2 separate regions of the Homo sapiens genome follow, and region 2 is linked to region 1. A link is an interaction called in ENCODE POLR2A ChIA-PET data of the cell type or tissue named here. Cell type or tissue: GM12878. All regions are shown on one strand. Each heading gives the region's core, and the rest is flanking DNA. Links, peaks and the distances in the headings are about the cores only.

Region 1 (4,385 bases), core at 142-4,141:
GCATGGTAGGACACCTGGACCTTCCTGAGCCTCGACTCACTCCGGTGGGGGACTTCATAATCCAGGACACTTTCAAGACAAAAGAAGGGCTGAGACTGTTCCCACCGAGGGTGTGAACTAGCACACTCAATTAGGTTGGCTGCTTCTCCTGACAGTCAAATCAATCCTTTGAAGAAAATTAAGTAACCATTTCTCCATCAACCCAGCAACAGCTTATGGGTTATTTGCTGCAAGTAGCAATCAATTACTTTTTCTTCTTTGTGGCTCCCTAAAGCATTCCTTCCCAGCATGAAAAGGGGGCAGTTGTGAAGTGTGATATTTCCTGGACAGAGAGTGGGTCTTGGCACCTTTCTACTGCCAGGCCTATAAGCCGCACCCTCTAACATGAAGAGGAAAAAAAAAAATGTACTGGTGGCATTTCTGGGATTTGTAAAGGAAACCAGCAATGAGGTATGTAGATAATGGGGTATTTGTTGAAATTCAGTTACCCGGGGAAACTGGGACCTACTGCTTGGTTTTAAGGTTTGAGCTGTTCACTGGGCGTCCCACTACAGGTGCCACACTGATGTCCGGGCCTCTGCCGCCTCTCCACACCCCTCTGCCCACACCACCAAGAGTAACCGGCAGAGCACTGTTAAGAAAACTCTTGTGTTCTCCTAACACATTCCAGCTCCACTTCCCCACCAAGAAGCACAGGTCTGAATGCAGGGGAAGCTGTGCAGGGCAACAGTCCCAAGCCGGGCCTGGGCCAAGTGCCTGGAGTTGAGTGGTAACTCTGCCACCTTCCAGCTGTGGTGACCCTGGGCATGTGACTTTGCTTCAGTTGTCTCATCTATAGGCGGGGGGTAATAAAATAATTTTATAGCTCTACTTCATGATATGCAAGCTGGAGTATTTGGGGAGAAGGGTACTGAGGCCTGCAATTTACTTTGAAATAAATTTTTAAAAAGATTCACTTCCTCACCTCTAAGGAAAAGTATCTTAAAAAAAAAAAGAAGAGAAGCCAGGTGTGGTGGCATGCAACTATAGTCCCACAACTCAGGAGGCTGAGGCAGGAGGATTGCTTGAGGCCAGGAGTTTGAGGCTACAGCACTAAGACTAAGCCTGTAAACTCCAGCTTGGTTAACATAGCCAGAGCTATTCTCGCCTGGGAAACATAGCAATACCCCATCTAAAAAAAAAAAAAAAAAAAAATTGGGCTGGGTGTGGTGGCTCACACCTGTAATCCTAGCTGCTTCGGAGGCCGAAGTGGGAAGCTCACTCGGGCCCAGGAGTTCGAGGCTGCAGTGAGCTATGATCAAAACACTGCACTCCAGCCTGGGTGAGAGAGACTCTAACTCTCCCCCACAAAAAAGTTTGGTGGATAAAGTAGATACGTGATAAGACAAGTAGACAAGTATGAGGGTGTTCACTATACAATTCTTTCAACTTGGTTGTATGCTTGGAAGGTTTCAAAATAAAATTTTTTGGGGAAAAATGGACTTCCTAGCATTGTTGTGAAGTTCAGGCAAATTACAACAGATTTGACACAAGGTGACTGGTCAGTATGCAGAATCTGCACTCAAATTATTAGTTTTCTGGCCTCCTTTATATCACTTTTGTGTGATGACTACAGGATCCTATCATTGTGAAGATCCATTTTGTTCCCAAGTTGAATAGCAAGGATTTGAATGGAAAGAGTTTGGATGGAGCCCTCTGTAGGACTCTTTCCAGAATCTCTTAACTCTGCAGAATCTTCATGTCTCCCAGCACACTCAGGGCCACTGAGGACACTGTATCAATGCTCACTTTACAGATAGAGGTGGATAAATCTGTCACTGGCTCACTCAGCAACTATCTGAGCAGTGGCTGTGTGAAGGGTTGGCTGTCTTTGTGACTGGTACACGGCCCAGGAGCAATAACTAACTGAAAGTGCCATTTTCAGGCAGGGAGCTGAAGGCTTGGGGAGGCTGGGTGCCTCAATCTCAGGTACCCACAGGCTGGGGGAAGTGCTAGCTTTGGGCTCAGCTCTGTCTGCTTCCAAAGGTGGGGTTTTCCACAGCTACTTCCTTTCTCTCAGTATGAAAGGCACATGCCATGTCTAGTAAAATGAGGTGACTGGTTTTCACAGTGGCCAGGAAAACCAGTTGTGTGTCTTCATCTTTCCCCCGTGTCAAATTTTAAGACTCTTCTTGGGAGAATGGAGGATGAGAATTTTACCCTCCTTGTTCCCATGTGTCCAGAACATGTATGGGGGCAGCCTCTCTGACTGCTGAAGTCTACTTAAGGATGAGCAACTTGCAAAAGCTTCACTCCTTGTTCCTCTTCTTCAATACGTGCAGTTCACAGCTTGACAACTTGGTGAAAACACAATTACCAGAAACCGAGTCCAAGGGAGCAGCAGTTCCAAGTACAGTCTGGCATATCCCCTTATCAAGTGACACCCAGCTGCCAGAGACACGATCTCATCTTACAATGCATCGGTGACCACACTTATCTCTGCTCTCGGAATGCCACATTTGCATAGTACATTGCATAATTTCCTCTCTGAAAATGGCCCTGTTTAGCATGAGTAAATAAAATTGCCTAACTCTGTGAGGCAGCCAAATGGAATACTTGAGATTTCCAAGAAAAGATCTGAATACTTAAGCTCATTATGCAGCCAGATAAAGTCACATGGAATCTAGGTTCACACAGCTCCTCTTCCCCGCTGTTCAGCAGCCCAGCAGCCCAGGAACAAGGGTATCCTGGTCTTCGGAAGCCCTCTGTGATGGCTCTGCTCTGGACCTTCCACAGGATGTGGTCAGGGTCTCTCTACCCCATTTGTGCCTAGGGCTATGGGGCTACTGTGTGTCGGGTACTGGGCTACAGGGATGAAGAAGGCAGATGCATCCTTACACTGGGTGACCCTTCAGAGGCTGTTTCCTTATCTGAAAAATGAGGACACCCCTACTTTGTAGGAATGCTGTTGGGAACAAGTAAGCTGGGGTGCAGAGAGGGCTTGTGATTTTTCTCCACCTTCGTGGTATGGGCCCACCTCTCCTTCCTCCCTCTGGAGAGAAGTTCTTGAAGATGGGGCTACATCTTCTCTTTCCCTTGGATTTCCTCTGTAAGGCACCTCATCAGAAAAGTACACAAGGGTATTCCAGAGAGCAGATCCTGGCCCAGGGTATTCTCCTTCCTTAGGGGGTGAGGTCCCCAGGCAGAGGACATAGTCTAGAGAATATGTTAAAACCTCTGGGATATGCTGGGTGTGGTGGCATATACCTGTAATCCCATCCTTTGGGAGGCTGAGGTGGGAGGATTGCTTGAGCTCAGAGTTTGAAAACAGCCTGGGCAATATAGTGAGACCCCATCTCTATGACTCCTAGGGAGATAATTTTAATAAAAAAAAAATTAGCTGGGTATGGTGGCACATGGCTGTAGTCCCAGGTACTTGGAAGGCTGAGGCAGGAGGACTGCTTGAGCCCAGGAGGCAGAGGTTGCAGTAAGCTGAGATTGTACCACTGTACTCCAGCCTGGGCGACAGAGTGAGACCTTGTCTCAAAAAAACCCCCCAAAACAAAACTCACCTCTGGGATCTATATTACTAACACTGCTAGAGAAGGCATCTGTGGGTGCCACACACATCTGTGGGGGATCCTGGTACCCACAGATGCTGGCCAGACCTCAAGGAGCTCTTCTGGTCAAATGGATCTGAGCCTGGCATTCAAGGCTCTTCTAAGCAAGGAGGCATTCTCTCCTGCTAACATCCAACCCAGATTCTCCTCCGACATAGGCCAGTTGTGGGGAAGAAAAGGCTTCATAGATGGAACCGGTACACCCATTCATCACTGCCTCAGACTTTTCATTCAAACATTTCTGGGGGTGCTGGACTCTGCTTGGCAAAGAGGACCACAGAGATGGGTAAGACTTGTCCCTCAGGGGTTCCTGTCTAGCATGGGAGCCCAAAGAAGTGACAATTACATGCCATGGGACAAGAGCCACAGCAGGGGAAGACCAGGAGGATGTAGACTGCTGGAAGACAGGCCATGACACAGCCCAAGGGTCAGAGAAGGCTTCTTGCAGGAGGTGATTTATTTTTATTTTTTTGAGACGGAGTTTTGTTGTGTTGCCCAGGCTGGAGTGCAATGGCGCATTCCTGGCTTATTGCAACCTCCACCTGCCAGGTTCAAGTGATTCCCCTGTGTCAGCCACCTGAGTAGCTAGGACAACAGGCATGCGCCACCACGCCTGGCTAATTTTTGTATTTTCAGTAGAGACAGGGTTTCACCATGTTGGCCAGGCTGGTCTCAAACCCCTGATCTCAGGTGATCCGCCCACCTCAGCCTCCCAAAGTGCTGGGATTACAGGAGTGAGCCCTGTGCCCAGTCAGGAGGTAATGTTTTAAATTGATCTTGAAAGAA
Region 2 (4,385 bases), core at 1-4,000, 170 kb after region 1:
TGCCAGGAATGGCCAGACTCCTCTTAAGCCCTTCGTTTGGGCTGGAAAGCTTCCTCCAGCAAAGGGGACAGCTGGTGAAAAGGAAGGAGACCCCGAGACTAAGTTACATTTGGGGTAGCTCTGTGACTTACCCCCAAAGCTTATGGAAAAAGCCTTCGCTCCCAAATCCATTTGAGGCAGAGCTGTCAGCTCCTCCTCCAGTCCTCATCCTGGCTTGATGATGACCTTGGCTTTTGGGGGATTCTCGCTTGTCCTAGAAGGATAAAGATTTAGGGGTGTCAGAAGACACAGGGAGCCAGGCACGAATCACCTTTGTACTGTGGCCCTTGGGGTAGCTGGGTGGGGATTAAGTGCAGGGGCTCTAGGCCAAAGCTGTGAGAGGAGAAATCGCAAGCAAAGAAGCCCGTACTTCCTTTTGGCCTTGGGTTTGCTGCTATTTTGGAGTCAGGTTTCAGGGTGCCCCAGCTCATCAGTTCTGCAGCTCAGAACTGCAGGGGCTGCCAGTTTTGTAGGCTCCCTTCACAGAACAGGCAGGCAGGGAGCTGGTGCCAGGGCTCGCTTTGTCTGCAGTGTTTGCAAGCGCTCAGGGGGCTCTTAGGTCCTCGGGAGAAGGCACCACAGGGTCATTGCACTGAGATGGTCAAGTCCTGTCTTTGGGGCTGTGACGAGGGAGCTTTGCATCCAGCATCCAGCCCACTGTGTATGTGAGAGGTAGGGAAATGAAGGTCCAGGAAGGAGTAAGACTTGGTCATAGTCACAAGGAAGAGAGGCAGCTAGACTCAATTAGAGAGAACACGTGAGCCAGACAAGCTGTCAGGCAGCTGCCAGGTCTGGTGAGGGTCACAGGGCAGGCAGGAACGCCTTGGCTCAGCCCCTGAGACTGGACAGTACTGGAGTGTCACTGGGCACAGGGTCTAAGTGGCAATGAAGAGGGGATGCTGAGATATGGTGGGCAAGGGCTCCTTTAGGAAAATGGACACTAATGCCATTCACCGCAAGCAGGCTGAGTCCACCCCTCTCCTGCATTACCTGGCTTTGCCAAGACAACCACAGGCAGAGGGTGTCTTAGTTCAGTCTGCTATAACAGAACACCATAGGCTGGGGGACTTAAACATTTATCTCTTACTGTTCTTATAAGGGCATTAATCCCACCCATGAAGGCTCTGCCTTCGTGACCTAATCACCTCCCTAAGGCCGCACCCCGCAATACCATCATTTGGGATCAGAGTTTCAACATATGAAGTTTGAGGAGACACAAACATTGAGTCTGTTGCAGATGGTGGTACAGGGTGGGGTAGGACCTACTGACAGCATAGCTGGCGGCAGAGGGCTCTCCTAATGGGTTCACAGTGAGATTTCTTTGAAGAAAAAGCTTCAGTTGAGCTCAGTAACATCTTAGCGAGAACCAAGTGCCAGGGGGAGTGTGTGCCAGGTGCTCTGCACACCTCCCCAGCCTGCCTGCCTGCCTGCCATCCATCCGTCCGTTCTTTTACAGAATGAATGCTTGTTGGTTCAGTACAGTGCCTGGTGATTGAACACAGTGAACAAGACAGACCAAGCCTTGGCCCTTTGGCACTTGGTGAGGAAGACTAGTAGGAACCCAAACAAGAGAATCAGATTTTTTCGGAACTATGAAGGCAGGCAAGAAGGACATGAGCTTCCCTGTTGTGTTCACTGCCATGTCCTCAACACTTAAAACTGTGCCTGGCCTCTAGTAGACGGTCTCTGTAGGTGTAGACATGGAGTGAAACAGAAGTGAAACGGTAGGATAGAGATGGTGGGCTGCTTTAGCTGAGGGGTCAGAGAAAGCCTCTCTAAGGAGATGATGCTTTTGAGCTGAGCCTTAATTTGATAGAAGGATCTGGAGAAAAGCAGTCCAGGCTGAGGGAATCAGTGGTGCCAAGACCTTCAGGTGAGAGAGAGTTGGTTTTTCCGCAACCAAAAGGAGGCCCATGTGGCTGGAGAACAGCCCCAGGAAAGGTCAGTGAGGTGGGTGGGAGCCATACCATGGAGGACCTGGAAGGCCATAGCCAAGAGCAGTGGAAAGCCATTGGAAGGTTCTAGGCAGGAGATGACACAATCCCATTCCCATTTTGCAAAAATGACTCTGGCAATTGTGGACAGAATGAGCTGAGGGGTAAGAGGGGAAGCAGGGCCACCACCTCAGATGCTGTTAGTTGTCCAGGCCAGAGGTGACAGAGGCTTGGATGAGGGGAGTTTAGTGAAGATAGAGAAACATGAACAGACTGAGAACAACTCTCAAAAGTAGAACCTATGGAATCCATTCAAAATCTGTACTGAGCATTGATTGTATCGCACTCCTGTGTCTAGGCCCTTTGCATATGCACTCACTCATTCAACAGACTTTGACCCTGCCTGCTCTTCTGCCAGGCCGTGTGCTAAGGGCCTGCGATCCCAAGATAAATCCCTGTCTCCAAGCCAAGCATTTGACTTTGAAGCAGTGTAACTTGGTGAGGAACGTCTTATTTTATCTCTTTACCACATCAACAGAAACACTTCCCCTTCCAAATGAAAACATTGGCATATTCTGAACTAAAAACTGAATCCCAAATGCTTCGACATATTTTGCAGCAAACGCTGTTTAAGCAGAAACACCAGGAAATATCTCTCAGGGACACCCTTGCAAAGCTCTCGGGGTGTCAGGGCCTGACCCTGGGAAGTGGGGAGGCCTGGAGAAGTGGTGGAAGCCATGCACAGCCTTCCCTCCTCCCCACCCTCAAATCCAAGCCAAGGAGGCCTTGCCCCCAAGTGCCGAGGAAGCTCAGAACCCCAGGGTATGAGAGGGGTAGCTAGCAGCAGGGAAGCCGCCAGGAAAGACCTCAAGATGATCTGACCGAGCCTCATCTCCAGGCCCCTTTCCATAAGCAGGGGAACGCCGGTAGTCAGTCCTGCTCTTTCTCAGCCATTCTCATGTGGTCACATGTGTTCCCCACACGCCAATCCAGGAAACAGTGACTAAGGGCGTGGAGCATGTCACACAGTGGGGCCCAGGATGAATCTCAAGATGAACAGGTGCACCTACTTTTGCTCCCTCTTTTTTTTTTTTTTCTCTTATGTGTGGACCCACATAATTCAGTTCCTCAAACATTTGCTGAGCACCTACTTGAGGAGGCAGTATTAGGGTCATGGTTAAGAGCCAGGGCCCTGGGTTCACATCCCAGGGTAGCTGTGACCTTGGGCATGCTGCTTAACCTCCCTGTACTTTGGTTTCCTCTTCTAGAAGATGGAAATAATGAAAATCTCCCTTGTTGTGAGGATTAGGTGAGATATACATAAAGCACTTAGATCTCCTTGTATATAGTAAGAGATGTATTAATATTAACCACTCATATTCATAGTCGGATACAATGGAAAGCGTGTTATACCCATGCCCTTGCAAATGTACAAACCTGCACCTATACTCATGCATGAATATTTATATCCTGTGAGCAGAAGAGGACAGGCTGCCTGAGTGCCAGGGAGGTCCAGGTCTAGCCTAGCTGGGGGAGACTTCCCACTCTGCCTTCCCAGCCCCAGGACCCTTAGGAGAACTTTCTTGCTGCCCTGTGGTCCCCAGGGCACCAGAACCCTGGATAGCCGGCTCTGTGGTTTTCCTAGAGTGTTAATTGTTGCCCAGGAGCAGGGAATGGGGAATCGGGAGCTCCCTCCTTCCCAGGAGAAAGGGCTGCAGTGGCTGGCCTGGGAGCCAGGGAGAGTCTTCACGTCCCAGCAGTTCTGGTGCAGAGGCAGCTCAGTTGGATTATTCGTCCCGGTTCCTAATGAAAGTGAAAGCTGCTGGTACCTGCCAGCCCTCTCTTGGCACACAGCGAGCTGAAAATGCAGAGACTGGAGAACGTTGCCACCAGAGTCAGCTTGTCCTGGTGCAGCTCAGATTTGGAGCTGAGGGTTATCGATGCATTGGTCTATCTTATTCCAGGATTTCCTAGGCTTCAGTTATCTCCCAACTAGGAACCACAGCTGCTCCTTCCTAACCTGGTCCCTCCTTGCCAATCTGTGGCCTGTGCTATCAGCAGAACCCCTGTGCCGGACATAGAGCTGCCCAGGTCAGAAACCCAAACCTTCCACAGGGACACAGTCAGATTTGAGTTATGGGAGATCCCACAGCCAGGGGTCAGGGCGGATGCAGGAAACCAGGCCAGGAAGCTGTGGCTGTCATCTAAGCAAGAGACAGACAATGGTGACACAGGGAGGCAAGTATACCCCCAGGCCTGGCCACCTCTCCAGCTCTGCTCCTGACATGAGGCTCACCCAGAAGGTCCTTGGCCATAGGGTACATTGGTGCCAGCTGCGTCTTCAGACAGGAGAAAACCCCAGTATGTGTCTCAAGACAGTGAGATGTCAAGAGTCCTGCTCTCTTAGCCCTG

What was found. Peaks named below come from ENCODE experiments on the same cell type or tissue, not always from the same donor. Only the 100,000 strongest peaks of a DNase experiment are listed, where the experiment ranks them.
Region 2: POLR2A ChIA-PET joins it to region 1 with 9 read pairs; 1 of 35 experiments calls an interaction of 5 or more read pairs at or near these places.

The regions. Positions count from the first base shown.
Region 1 is chr16:11,103,266-11,107,650 of GRCh38, reverse strand. The region is part of intron 19 of CLEC16A (C-type lectin domain containing 16A); the gene reads right to left. Among named protein-coding and RNA genes, the nearest start is that of SOCS1, 150 kb to the left of the region's middle. RefSeq lists enhancers at 2,160-2,299, 2,650-2,699. In GM12878, for the core only: no CTCF peak of the experiment used is centred there; DNase peaks (open chromatin) are centred at 2,120 and 2,360; H3K4me3 peaks cover 359 bases; H3K27ac peaks cover 1,762 bases.
Region 2 is chr16:10,937,054-10,941,438 of GRCh38, reverse strand. The region is part of intron 1 of DEXI (Dexi homolog); the gene reads left to right. It also overlaps a transcript of CIITA not described here. Among named protein-coding and RNA genes, the nearest start is that of DEXI, 3.2 kb to the left of the region's middle. In GM12878, for the core only: no CTCF peak of the experiment used is centred there; no DNase peak of the experiment used is centred there; H3K4me3 peaks cover 4,000 bases; H3K27ac peaks cover 3,876 bases.